2 separate regions of the Homo sapiens genome follow, and region 2 is linked to region 1. The links are chromatin contacts, found by Hi-C in ENCODE. All regions are on one chromosome and are shown on one strand. Each heading gives the region's core, a stretch centred on a gene start or an enhancer-like site at or near the end of the contact. The rest is flanking DNA. Distances are from core to core; before and after follow the strand shown.

Region 1 (6,067 bases), core at 444-2,943:
TTGGCCTGGCATCAGAGTAAACACGTGGTGCCCAAGAAAAACAGACAAACACGCCCATGAAACTGTGTGTATACATATGCGTGTGGGCATGTACATAGATGTGTTCCCTTGCTCCGCCAGCTGCAATGACACCCCAGTAGCAATGAGCACATCCGGAGCCAGATCCCGGGCTCTGCATGACATTCTCCCACAATGAACCAGGCTGCAGCAGAAATAGCTGGGTTCAGGCTGGGGCAGGGAGAATACAACAGGGCCCTGGAGCATCTCGTGCCAGAAAGAAAGGGCTCCAGAAATGATGCGGACAGGTGAAGTGGGAGGGAGAGAGAAGGGTGGCAAGGCGTGGGTTCCCTGTCTGGTGGAGGCTCCCCTAGGTAGGGGGAAGCGCGTGGCACGGAGGGCAGGTGGCGGACGCATCTGGAAGCCGCACTTACTGTGTGTCCACTTTCTCACACAAGCACCATGCACACAAAACAAGAAGGAAAACGTCAGCTGAGAGAGGCGGGTGGTGTCCCAGGGTGTGGAGAGAGTAGAAGGTGGGAAATAGGTGTTGGAGGTGGCATGGCCCCTTGAGGTTGTGGCCCTGGTTGAGGGGAGGCCCAGTGGATGAGGTTGGGTCTCTCTCCCCTTCAGCTGTGCTGGTGCAGGCCTGGAGGAAAACGGACGCCAGGTTTGGTGTGGAAGGGGAGCTCGGAGGCGATGAAGGCCCAGGCAGGTGGAAGGTGGTGGTTGAGGACCGGGGAGCAGGGCGCTGGCTGGGGAGAGGCAGAGTGAAGAAGCCGAGGGTGAGGGGCAGCCGGAACTCAGCTGGAAAGACAGCAGGAGGCGGTGGGCGCAGGGGCGGGTTCCATGGACGTTCTGGAGGCTTCTGAGGACACCAAGCCTGGAAGCCAGGACATGTGGCCTTCTTGACTTCGTTCCCCTTCCTCACCTGGAGGTCTCCAGTCCCCGCTGTCCACTGCTCAGCGGCATGGGAGGAGTCCGCGGCCTTACCCCGACACTCCCGCCCACCGGCCCCCGCCCCTGCCAGGCGGCCCTGCTCGCAGCAGCGCGAGGAGCCACGGGGTGCTGCCCTCCTCCGCAGCCCGAGGCCCACTTCACACGCACTGAGCCCAAGCGCGAGTCTCTGCCCGTCAGCCGCGTCTGAGCTCGCCGCAGTCCCTGCTTGAGAGGCCGGGGGGCACCTGCGCCTGCCCGGGACCCTGACCTGCTAGCGGGGCCTGTTGCCTCCTCTGCAGGAAGCGATCTCGCCCGCGGTGCCCCCACCCGCCCCGTCCCCGGAGGGACCGCCCCCGCCCGCGGCCTTCCCGCCCCTGCCCTGTCGCTTGAGTGCCCCCCGCCCGCCGTTACCCCACCCCCGCCCCTGGAGGAGCCCCCGCCCACGGTTACCCAACCTTACCCTGTCCCCGGAGGGCTCCACGCCCGCGTTCCCCCCGCCCCATCCCAACTCCGAGGGTCCACTGCCCCGGTCCCCATCCCGCCCGGTCCCCGCAGGGCCGGGCCGCCGGGGGTCTCCCGGGGCAGCGGTACCCGAAGGCAGCAGCACGGCCCCTTTAAGCCGCTCGGACACGCGCTCGGGGCCCGATGCGGTTTGGACGCGCACAGGCGTGCGCGTGCCCGTCGGGCCTGGCGAGCGCGCGCGACGCGCGGCGTGCGTGGTGACGCGAGCGCGTGGGGTTTTCCGAGGCTGCGGGCAGGGGCCCGCCGCGCCCATCCCGATGGCTGGAGGCGTCTGAGGGGCGGACGGAGGCGGCGGCGGCGGCGGCGGGAGCGGGAGCGGGCGGCGAGTGGGGAGCGGGGCCGGGAGTGGAGCAGCCGCCGCGGCGGGACTGGACCGAGCCTCGCCGGCGCGCACCTGCCCGCAGCGCCCGCGGAGCGCGCAGCGCGGCCCGAGCGCGACGACCTGCCGAGCGGCGGCCGAGGCGGCGGTGTGGGCGCGTCAGGCCGCGACGAGGGCGCTGAGGTGAGCGCGGCAGCCCCCAGCCCCGGACCCGGGTCCTGTTCGTCCACCCGCCCGCCCTGGGGGCGCCCGCCCCGCCCCCACCCCACCCGCCGGTCGGGGCCGCGTCTTCCTGCCCCGCCCGGGTGCGGCGGGCGGCGTCCGAAGGGGGGGCCGGGGGCTGGGGTCCGAGGTTCGGGGTGCAGGGTCGGGGTCGAGGGCGGGGTCTAGGGAGAGGAGCCGGGGTCCCAGGCCCAAGGCTGGGGGCCGAGTTTCGGCACCGGGGTGCGGGGTTGTGTGCGCCGCGGGCGCTTCCCGTGGCGGCGGCCGGGGCCCCGGGGGCGCGGGTCGGGCGGGGCCGGGCCCTGCGTGGGGAGCCGGACGTGGCTCTCGGGCCCGCGGCGCGAGAACAAAGGCCGGGCGGGCCTGCAGGCGGGGCGGTGTCGGCGGCCGGAGCCCCCGCGCGGGCCGCCTATCGGGGTGACTTTGAGGGCCGGGCGGCCGCGGGGCGCGAGCGTGGGGAAGGGGAACAATGAAATGGGGAAGCCGGGCCGCGCGCCGCGGTCGGAGTAGGGATTTAAAGCGGAAGCCGGGCGCGGCGTCGGGAAATGGGAAAATAACGGTTTCGGCCCTTTTCGCTGTGTCGAGCCGCTGAGGCAGTCGCGCTGTGGCCTCGCCCTTCTCCTGCCGAGGCCCGGGTCTGTCCGGCGCTGGCGCCCCGCGCGTGTCGACTCGAGGGTTGCGCGGACCCCGGCCCGGCCCCGCGAATGAATGGGCCCGGTGGCCGCGCCAAGATGGCGCTCCCACCGCTGCCTTTGTGGGGCGGCCGCCGCCGCGCCGAGTTTCGGGGCCCGGTTTGCGATATTCCGAAGGCCCGAAGGTGGGGGAGAGGACAGGAAATAGCACAAAGGCTGGGTGTCTTCCTCTTGCCTGGATCGGCTTTTCGGCTGGAAGCGGGGTGGGGGTGGGGAGTGGGGAGATCTGTTGAAAATTCCACAGGGCTGTCGGCTGAGGCTTTTGACTTTTAAGAACCTGCTATATTTTTTCTTGTGAATCGATAGTTGATTCAAATGATATTTTAACATTTCTTGTGTCCGTTAAATTACATGGTTAGCATGCAGAAGCAGTATCAGCTTTTGTTTGCTTAATTCATCTTCATGGAAGCCTTTTTTTTTTTTTTTTTTAAGAGATGGGATCTCTTTGTAAAAGAGATCCTGTTAACCAGGCTGGTCTCGAACTCTGGGGCTCAAGCGATCCTCCCGCCTCAGCCTCCCAAAGTGCTGGGATTAGCGGCCTTAGCCACCGTGCCCAGCCTGTCTTCATGGAAGCTTTTTCTTAAGATTGTGAAATGGGCTCCTGAAGGAAAACGCCGATGTTAAAATTTGTGTTTTGAAAAGGGAGTTGGTGTACATTTACAGTTAGGGTGTACAGTACTGGACTTATGGGTAAATAGTGTAGAAATGGTAACCTATGGTTTTCTTTTGGGGAGCATTGGTTCATTGTATTTTCATGTTGCTATCTATCTGATAACATTAGTCTCAAATAGTATTAGGTGATTAAGCAGTTGCTGGTGAGATTATTAATTAAGAAAATATGAAGATTATTTTTCATGATTAGCAAATGGACGTATTAGTTTTGTGGAAAGTTTCAGTGAACTGCATACTGAATAAGGTCTTTGGAGCAAGCATTGTTATTGATAAGGTTTTTGCATAAGTTATTTTCTAATCTGAAGTGATAGTCTTTTGGGAGAGGGAGGAGCTCTTTATTGAAAGTAAGGTTTTAATTTTCATGCTATTGACATGCATAGTCTATTCTGGATTCTTTGGGAAGGTATGTATATCAAGAAAGTGGATAGGCGGTTCCTTCTTTGCTAACGCTGGGTTCGAGGCTGGGGATGGAGGTGGTGCCACTGACATGGAGACAGGTCTGAGAGCCTCCCCAGGGTAGGACTGAATGGTGGGTTTTGTCTTGGTTTATGCTAAGGCAGAACTTTCTTTACTTTTTGAGATGGAGTTTCGCTCTTGTTGCCCAGGCTGGAGTGCAGTGGCGCGATCTCGGCTCATTGCAACCTCCGCGCCCCCGGGTTCAAGTGATTCTCTTGCCTCAGCCTCCCGAGTAGCTGGGATTACAGCTACCACCACCACACCCGGCTAATTTTTTGTATTTTTAGTAGAGATAGGGTTTCACCATGTTGGCCAAGCTGGTCTCCAACTCCAGACCTCAGGTGATTCACCCGCCTTGATCTGCCAAAGTGCTGGGATTACGAGCGTGAGCCACCGCGCCCAGCCGGTAAGGCAGAACTTTCTAACGATTAGAGCTGCGCAGAAATGAACTGCAACTGCAGGGTCCAGAGGCTGATGCTGTCAACCCTGGGGGAAGGCTGGACTGCAGGTGTTGGGCGGTGGTCCCAGGTTACGAGCATTTGGTTTCATCAACACTGAAAGTGCTCCCCCCGCCCGCCTTTTTTTTTTTTTTTGAGATTGAGAGTTTGGAAAACCAGTTAAGTTCTGAGGTGCCTGTGCCCCCTCCCAGTTAAGTGCGCACTGCCCAGGCCCAGTGTGAGGATGACATTTTATCTTCTGCGGGAACCTTTCAAGATGAGTCTTATAGAGGAAACTGTTCCAACATGAAATTTCAGCTCAGAATTGACTTTCTCAAAAGAGCACATCCACTGGCCAAAAGCTATTTCTCTCGCGTAATCTGAATTTATGACAGAACCATAGTTATCTCATCAGACAAGTACTGACAGTGCTCTTCAGTGATACCTTTAAAATATTGTTTTTTCTTTGATATCTTCAGTTAATTCTGTTTTTTTGGTGGGTGGGAAAGTTGAAGTAAATTTTCTCAGATTTAATTTTAATCTTAGAAGATTCAAGAGACTGCAGAATAGTGTGTGGTTTTTTTATTGTTTGTTTTTAAGAGTAAAACCCACTGGGTGTGGTGGCTCACGCCTGTAATCCCAGCACTTTGGGAGGTGGAGGCGGGCGGATCACATGAGGCTGGGAGTTTGAGACCAGTCTGGCCAACATAGCGAAACCTCGTATCTACTAAAAATATTAAAATTAGCCGGCGTGGTGGTGGGCGCCTGTAATCCCAGCTACTCGGGAGGTTTAGGCACGGGAATCGCTTGAACCCGGGAGGCAGGGGTTGCGGTGAGCCGAGATTGTGCCACTGGGCGACAGAGTGAGACTGTGTCTCAAAAGAGTAAAAACCTCTGTAAATCCTTTTGATGCCCAATGACTTTGATTTCAAAGCTAGTATCATCTAGGTAGATTTATGTTGATCACTTGAGAAACAGAATTTGAAAAGTTAATTTATTTCTCAAAGGAGATGTTGTACTATCCTGCAAAAGTACCAGAGCTTTGTTCTCTTCCCTTTGCTTTGCTAAAAATTTCTGGGTCTTTTGGTTTATTTTATGTGTGTGTTGGTCCACTGGAAAAGTTGTAGCTTTGTAGCTAAAAACAGCTTTGATAAAAGGATGAAAAAGGTCTTCAGGGCATCTCTAGACTTCATCTACCATCAGTTGACTTTTTGTAGCTAATACTTTAATGAATAACATTGGTATTATTTTAGAAGTGCAGTGTTGGCATTTATTATAGTTTTGTCGTTGTTTTTCTCTGCCCGAAAGATTTGGCTCATGTTGGTCTCTAAATTGGATTACATTCTTACTGTCTGTGACTTTGGCTTTAGCATTAGTGGATTGGTAATAGATATTCTCAATTTTTAAATCTGGCTTGACCATATGGCAGGCCATGTTATTTTGAAACCCCTATTTAGTGTAAGTCTCACAAGACATGGAACAAAAATTTTTATAAAATTTTAAACTGGTTTGACCGGGCGTGGTGGCTCACACCTGTAATCCCAGCACTTTGGGAGGCCGAGTCAGGCGGATCATGAGGTCAGGAGATCGAGACCACCCTGGCTAACACGGTGAAACCCCTTCTCTACTAAAATTACTTCTCTACAAAAAATTAGCTGGGCGTGGTGCTGGGCACCTGTAATCCCAGCTACTCAGGAGGCTGAGGCAGGAGAATGGCAGGAACCCGGGAGGGGGAGCTTGCAGTGAGCCAAGATCGGCCACTGCACTCCAGCCTGGGCGACACAGCGAGACTCCGTCTCAAAAAATAAAAA
Region 2 (5,363 bases), core at 223-2,722, 1.8 Mb before region 1:
AGAGGCCTCTGGGTCGCATCCCCTTCATTTTGTAGATGGGCCACCTGAGTCCAGAGATGGAAATGGACTTGCCATCCACAGCAGGTGGATGACAAAATCCCAGCTCCCTTCACAGCAGCACCATTCCTGGTAGCTGAACGGTGCACATAGCCCAGACGCCCATCAGCAGAGGGCCGGGCACAGGAGATGTGGTGCCAGCAAGCAATGGAACATTACGCGGCCATGAAAAGGAACGAAGCTCTGACATGCTACAGCGTGGGTGAGACCTGAAAACCTCATGCTCAGGACACATGACCTCATCTGTCAGCCTGTGAGCTGTCCCCTCCCAAGGCTAAGGTGGGACAAAGACAGAGAGAGACAGAGACAGAGAGACAGAGAGAAACAAGGACAAAGAGAGACAGAGACATAGAGACAGGGATAGAGACAGGAAGAGAGAGACAGAGAGAGAGAGACAAGGACAAAGAAAGAGAAAGACAGGAAGAGAGACAGAGAGACAGGGACAAAGAGAGAGACAAAGAGAGACAGAAAGAGACAGGGAAAGAGATAGAGAGAGACAGGAAGAGAGACAGAGAGACGGAGAGAGACAAAGGCAGAGAGAGACAGGGACAAAGAGAGACAGAGAGATACAAGGACAAAGAGAGACAGAGACAGAGACAGAGAGACAGGGACAAAGAGAGACAAAACAGAGAGACAAGGACAAAGAGAGACGGAGAGAGACAAAGGCAGAGAGAGACAGGGACAAAGAGAGACGGAGAGAGACAAAGGCAGAGAGAGACAGGGACAAAGAGAGACAGAGAGATACAAGGACAAAGAGAGAGAGAGACAGAGACAGAGAGACAGGGACAAAGAGAGACAAAACAGAGAGACAAGGACAAAGAGAGACAGAGAGTGAGAGAGACAGAGACAGGGAGAGACAAGGACAAAGAGAGACAGAGAGATGGAGAGAGACAGAGACAGAGAGACAGGGAGAGAGACAGAGAGAGATGGAGAGAGACAGGGAGACAGAGACAGACAGAGACAGACAGAGAAACAGAGGGAAAGAGAGAGGGACAGGGAGACAGACAGCGTGGGAGCCGACGGCATCCCGCCGCACCCCTACTGGAGGTCCAGGGGTTCCGTGAACAGGTGTGCACGGGGCATCCCTCCGCGCAGGGCTCAGGGCTCACAGGAACTGGTCGGCAAAACATGATTTGTGATCTTATGCCTGGGACATGGGCGTTGGCTGTATTTTCAAGTCGGCATCCTGTGAACTCCCCCTGAAGCGACACCCTCTCTTCCCACTGAACCCTGAATGAGGAACAGCGACCCTTCTTGTCAGCGCGCCTCTGCCTGCCGGAGACCCAGCTTCCACATCCCCTGACCGGCACCCACTGTGCACTGCAGGACACCAGCTTGGCCTCTCATCCCTGCCTGGGCACAGGACAGAGGCCAGCGAGCGTGGTCGTGGGTCCCCGATCCCACCCGTCCGGCCCTCCAGGCTCACAGGACAGGCCACCACCAGGAGCATGTGGGGTGGGAAAGGGGCTTCCTCCACGCCAGGAGTTGGGTCCCCAAACATCCCCAGGCCTGTTTGCCTGAGATGTGGGCAGTGGGCCTCCAGGTGCAGGCGTGTGGACCAGCCGGAAGCCCTGGGCAGATGCATCTTCCAGGACACCCCTCCCCACAGTGGGGCTGGGGCAGGGCCCAGGAATCTGCCCCTTTAACAAGCCTCCAGGGGAGTCATGAAGAGCCTGGGACAGGCCCCCTGAGGAGGACACTGTCATGAGGGCCAGCCTTGCCACTGCTCGGGGCCCTGCTGCAGCCACCGGCCTCCCCCATGGGAATCGGGTTCCTCATTAGCCAAAACCAGGACCCGGAAACCTGCCCAGACTTAAAGCACACGGAGGAACTTGAACCGGAAGCCACGAGATGCCTGATTCCCAACTTCCTGGGAAAACGCCAACGCTGGTAGCATTGGTCCCAGGGCCCCACAGGAACACTGCTCACAGGCACAGGCGCCAGGCAGGGGCTCCCCCAACCGGCCTCACACACCTGAGCTGATGACTGGCTCCGCAGGCATCTGGGAGTACTGGGCATGAGGAACAGGAAGCTCTGTTGGGGGTGCAGGGACGCTGCGCTGGGGCAGGGGGAGTATGTGCCCTCTGCCCACAGCCGCCTTTCAGGCAAGGATCCCAGTGGCGAGAAAAATAAGTCAATTCTAATAAAATGGCCTTTCAATTAAATCCAATTTTCCCAACCATTTGCCTTTTAATTTGAAAATTCGTTCACAAGGGGATCACGGTTCTGGGACAAAACAGAAATTGCTTTTGAAACGTTGCCAATAGTTTTAAAAATCATGTGTATCAATGGGGAAAGGAGACCAATTTCATAAGACATCTTTAGGAAGTTTTATCAACATCATAAAATGCAAATACATTATTGGAAGTGTAGGTTTTTCTAAGAAGATTTAGTCTAGGAGGGATGGGCTGGGTGCAGTGGTTCATAACTGTAATCCCAACACTTTAGGAGGCCAAGGAGGGAGGATTACTTGAGCCCAAGGGCTTGAGACCAGCCTGGGCAACACAGGGAGACCTCAGCTCTCCAAAAACTTAAAAAAATATTAGCTGGGCATGAGGGCGTGATGGCATGTGCCTGCAGTCCAAACCACGCAGGGTGCTGAGGTGGGAGAATCACTTGAGCCCAGGGGCTCGAGGCTGCAGTGAGCCATGATTGCACCACTGCACTCCAGTCTGGGCAACAGAGCTAGACCACAACTCTAAAAAAAAAAAAAAAAAAAAGGGAAGGAAGGAAATGAAATAAATGAGTTCTCAGTTGTAACAGGGGCGTCCAGTGTGTATTACCACAGGTCTTGCAGTGGAAGGCTTTGTGTGGCCACAGCATTTGGGGGTGGTCATTGGGGAGCTGCTGGCCGGCACCCCCCCAGCCCTGGCACCATCAAGTCAGGGCACAGAGTTGCAAAGGACAGTTGTGCTGGGTGTTCCTGGTTACGCTGTAGCCAGGCTGTAGGCTGCTGGCACACCCAGGAAGCAGGGCACCTCGACCCTGCCCCAACTTCCATGAGGCCTCAGACAAGTCCCCTCCCTTTGCCAGGCTGGAAAGGTGACCAGCGTTCCAAGTCCTACAGTGCCCACAGCAGTGGGAGCAGGACAAAGACCAGCCACCGAGGGCCCTCCGGCAAACCCAGACCTCAGCCTGCTTGGATCCTCAACTCCAGGGGCCGCTGTACCAGCTGCACCACAGGGAGAGCCCCCACACACGTGTGACTCAGAACAGGAAAGGAACTCACACCAGCAATTAGGCCCCCACAGCTTCCCCGGGACCCACGGAGCACAGGTGGGCTGGGGAGGGGACTGTGTGGCCCAGAAAACCAGCCTGCCCAAGCTCCCTGGAGCTGAAAACAAGGCTCTCTGATGACTTCTCGGTTTGACTCAGGGCCTTCTGAGGTCTCAGCCTAGGGGTTCTCACCAGGGGCAGTTCCACCCCCAGAGGATATTCCCATGTGGGGACATTTTCCACGGGGTCAGAGGGTGCTGTGGAATCTAGTGTGCAAGACAGGGATGCTGCTTAGCACCCTACGTTGCTCAGGGCAGCTGCCCACAGCAGAACGCACGCCCAGCTGTCGGGGCCGTGGCGGAGAGGGGGTGCTGTGCCATGGCTCCGAGCTGAGGCTGGCCAGGCACTTTGCAGGGCCTCAGGCTCACACGCCAACCCTGCCCCAGTTCAGAGATGAGCAAGTGGAGGCCAGGAGGCCCAGTGGCTGGCCCAAAGCTACTGAGGGCTGAGGAGCTGGGACTCCAGCCAAGCCCAGGTCCTCTGATGGCCTGGCCGCACCCGAATGCTCCCCTCTGCCCTGTGGGGAGGAGTCCGCAGCCGGTGAGGGGCTCTCAGCCTCTCTCATCTCACCCTGCCCAACCCCTCTGGCCTCGTCTTCCATAGCTTCCCACGAAAGCCACAGCCCCCTGTCCCCCTGCCCTGTCCCAAGCATTCCCTCCCTGTCCCCAAGCATCCCCTCCCTGTCCCCTGTTCCTCTGTCCTCTCCCTGTCCCCCTGTCTCCCTGTCCCCCATAGGTTCCTTCCCTGTCCCCTTTCCCTTTGTCCCCTAGCCCCCCATCTTCTATCCCCTCCCTGTCTGCATCCCTCTGTCCCCTCCCCATCTCCTGTTTCTCTGTCCCCTCCCTGTCCCTTGTCCCCATAGATCCCTGCCCTATCCCCATGGGTCCCCTCCCTGTTCCCTGTCCCTTTGACCTCTCCTTCTCCCATCCTCTGTCCCCGTCCTAGCTCCTGTTTCTGTGTCCCCTCCCTGTCCCCGTCCTCCTGTCCCCTCCTTGTCCCCCATCCTCTGTCCCTCCCCGTCTCCTGTCCCTCTGTCCTCTCCCTATCTCTTGTCCCCATGGGTGCCCTCCTTGTCCCCTGTCCCCAGTCCCCACATGCCTGGCTATGTGCTCTCTGTGTTCAGCCTTTGTCTACCACCCCCTTCCTGCCCTCCCATCTCATCCCTATCTCTCCAGGCCAGGCCAGGACCCAGCCTCCTCTAGGAACCCCGTCTCCGGCTGACGCCCCATCCTCTCCCCTCACCACCTGACAGGAGGTGGGAGACCAGACATTTCCTTGGCCATGGGCCCACAGGTAAGGCCTCGTCAGTTCCCCAACCCCTTCCACCTCTGCCCAGGCCTGGGGCAGACAGGGCTCCACAACCACCTTTGATAAGCCAGGACACTCCACCCCGACTGAGCCCACTCTGGAAGAGGCACTCCCCATGGGGACACCCACTCCCACCTGCAGGGGCCCTGGCCGCAGGGCTGCTGTTACCTACCCACCCCTCGGTGGAGCTCTGAGACCGAGCCGTCCGCACTCAGCCTGGGCAGGAGACACAGGCCCCTCTGCCCCGTCTGGCCCAGCCATCCCGGACACTGGCTCTTAAGGGGGATCACAGGAGGGGTGCAGGGTGTCCTCCTCCATTCAGGGAGGAGGGAAAAGCCCCCAGGAACTCCACCCGCCCCGGGCCACCCCTAAAGCAAACATCTCAATGCACTTCTGATTCCGGTGGTTCCCAAACCACCAATGATTTTACCTGTTATTTCAGCAGATCAACGATTCCAATCTGAAGTGGCAAAGAAACCTGGGGCCATTGTGGGAGGAGACACCTGGGCCATTGTGGGAGGAGACACCTGGGCCATTGTGGGAGGAGACACCTGGGCCATTGTGGGAGGAGACACCTGGGCCATTGTGGGAGGAGACACCTGGGCCATTGTGGGAGGAGACACCTGGGCCATTGTGGGAGGAGACACCTGGGCCATTGTGGGAGGAGACACCTGGGCCATTGTGGGAGGAGACACCTGGGCCATTGTGGGAGGAGACACCTG

What was found. Hi-C counts contacts between places; a loop is a spot of excess contacts on that map. Pooled maps may share reads with other maps.
Region 2: a pooled map shows a loop between it and region 1 (2.9-fold over the local background). The contact joins the enhancer-like site here to the promoter of GNB1 in region 1. A Hi-C loop is called at or near these places in 2 of 37 single-sample maps with no recorded cell type and 2 of 50 pooled maps.

The regions. Positions count from the first base shown.
Region 1 is chr1:1,886,713-1,892,779 of GRCh38, reverse strand. GNB1 (G protein subunit beta 1) reads left to right here and starts at 1,693. Exons shown (of 12, transcript NM_002074.5): 1 at 1,693-1,960. It overlaps GNB1-DT (GNB1 divergent transcript), which reads right to left and starts at 1,600. Exons shown (of 2, transcript NR_168264.1): 1 at 1,397-1,600; 2 at 54-880. RefSeq lists silencers at 909-1,158, 1,219-1,318, 1,439-1,628, 2,189-2,378 and an enhancer at 3,681-4,180.
Region 2 is chr1:3,675,105-3,680,467 of GRCh38, reverse strand. The region is part of intron 1 of TP73 (tumor protein p73); the gene reads right to left. Among named protein-coding and RNA genes, the nearest start is that of TP73-AS3, 8.8 kb to the right of the region's middle. RefSeq lists a silencer at 69-236. Within about 2 kb of position 1,472, at least 2 of the 41 ENCODE cell types and tissues checked have a DNase peak (open chromatin) inside an H3K27ac peak, as active enhancers do.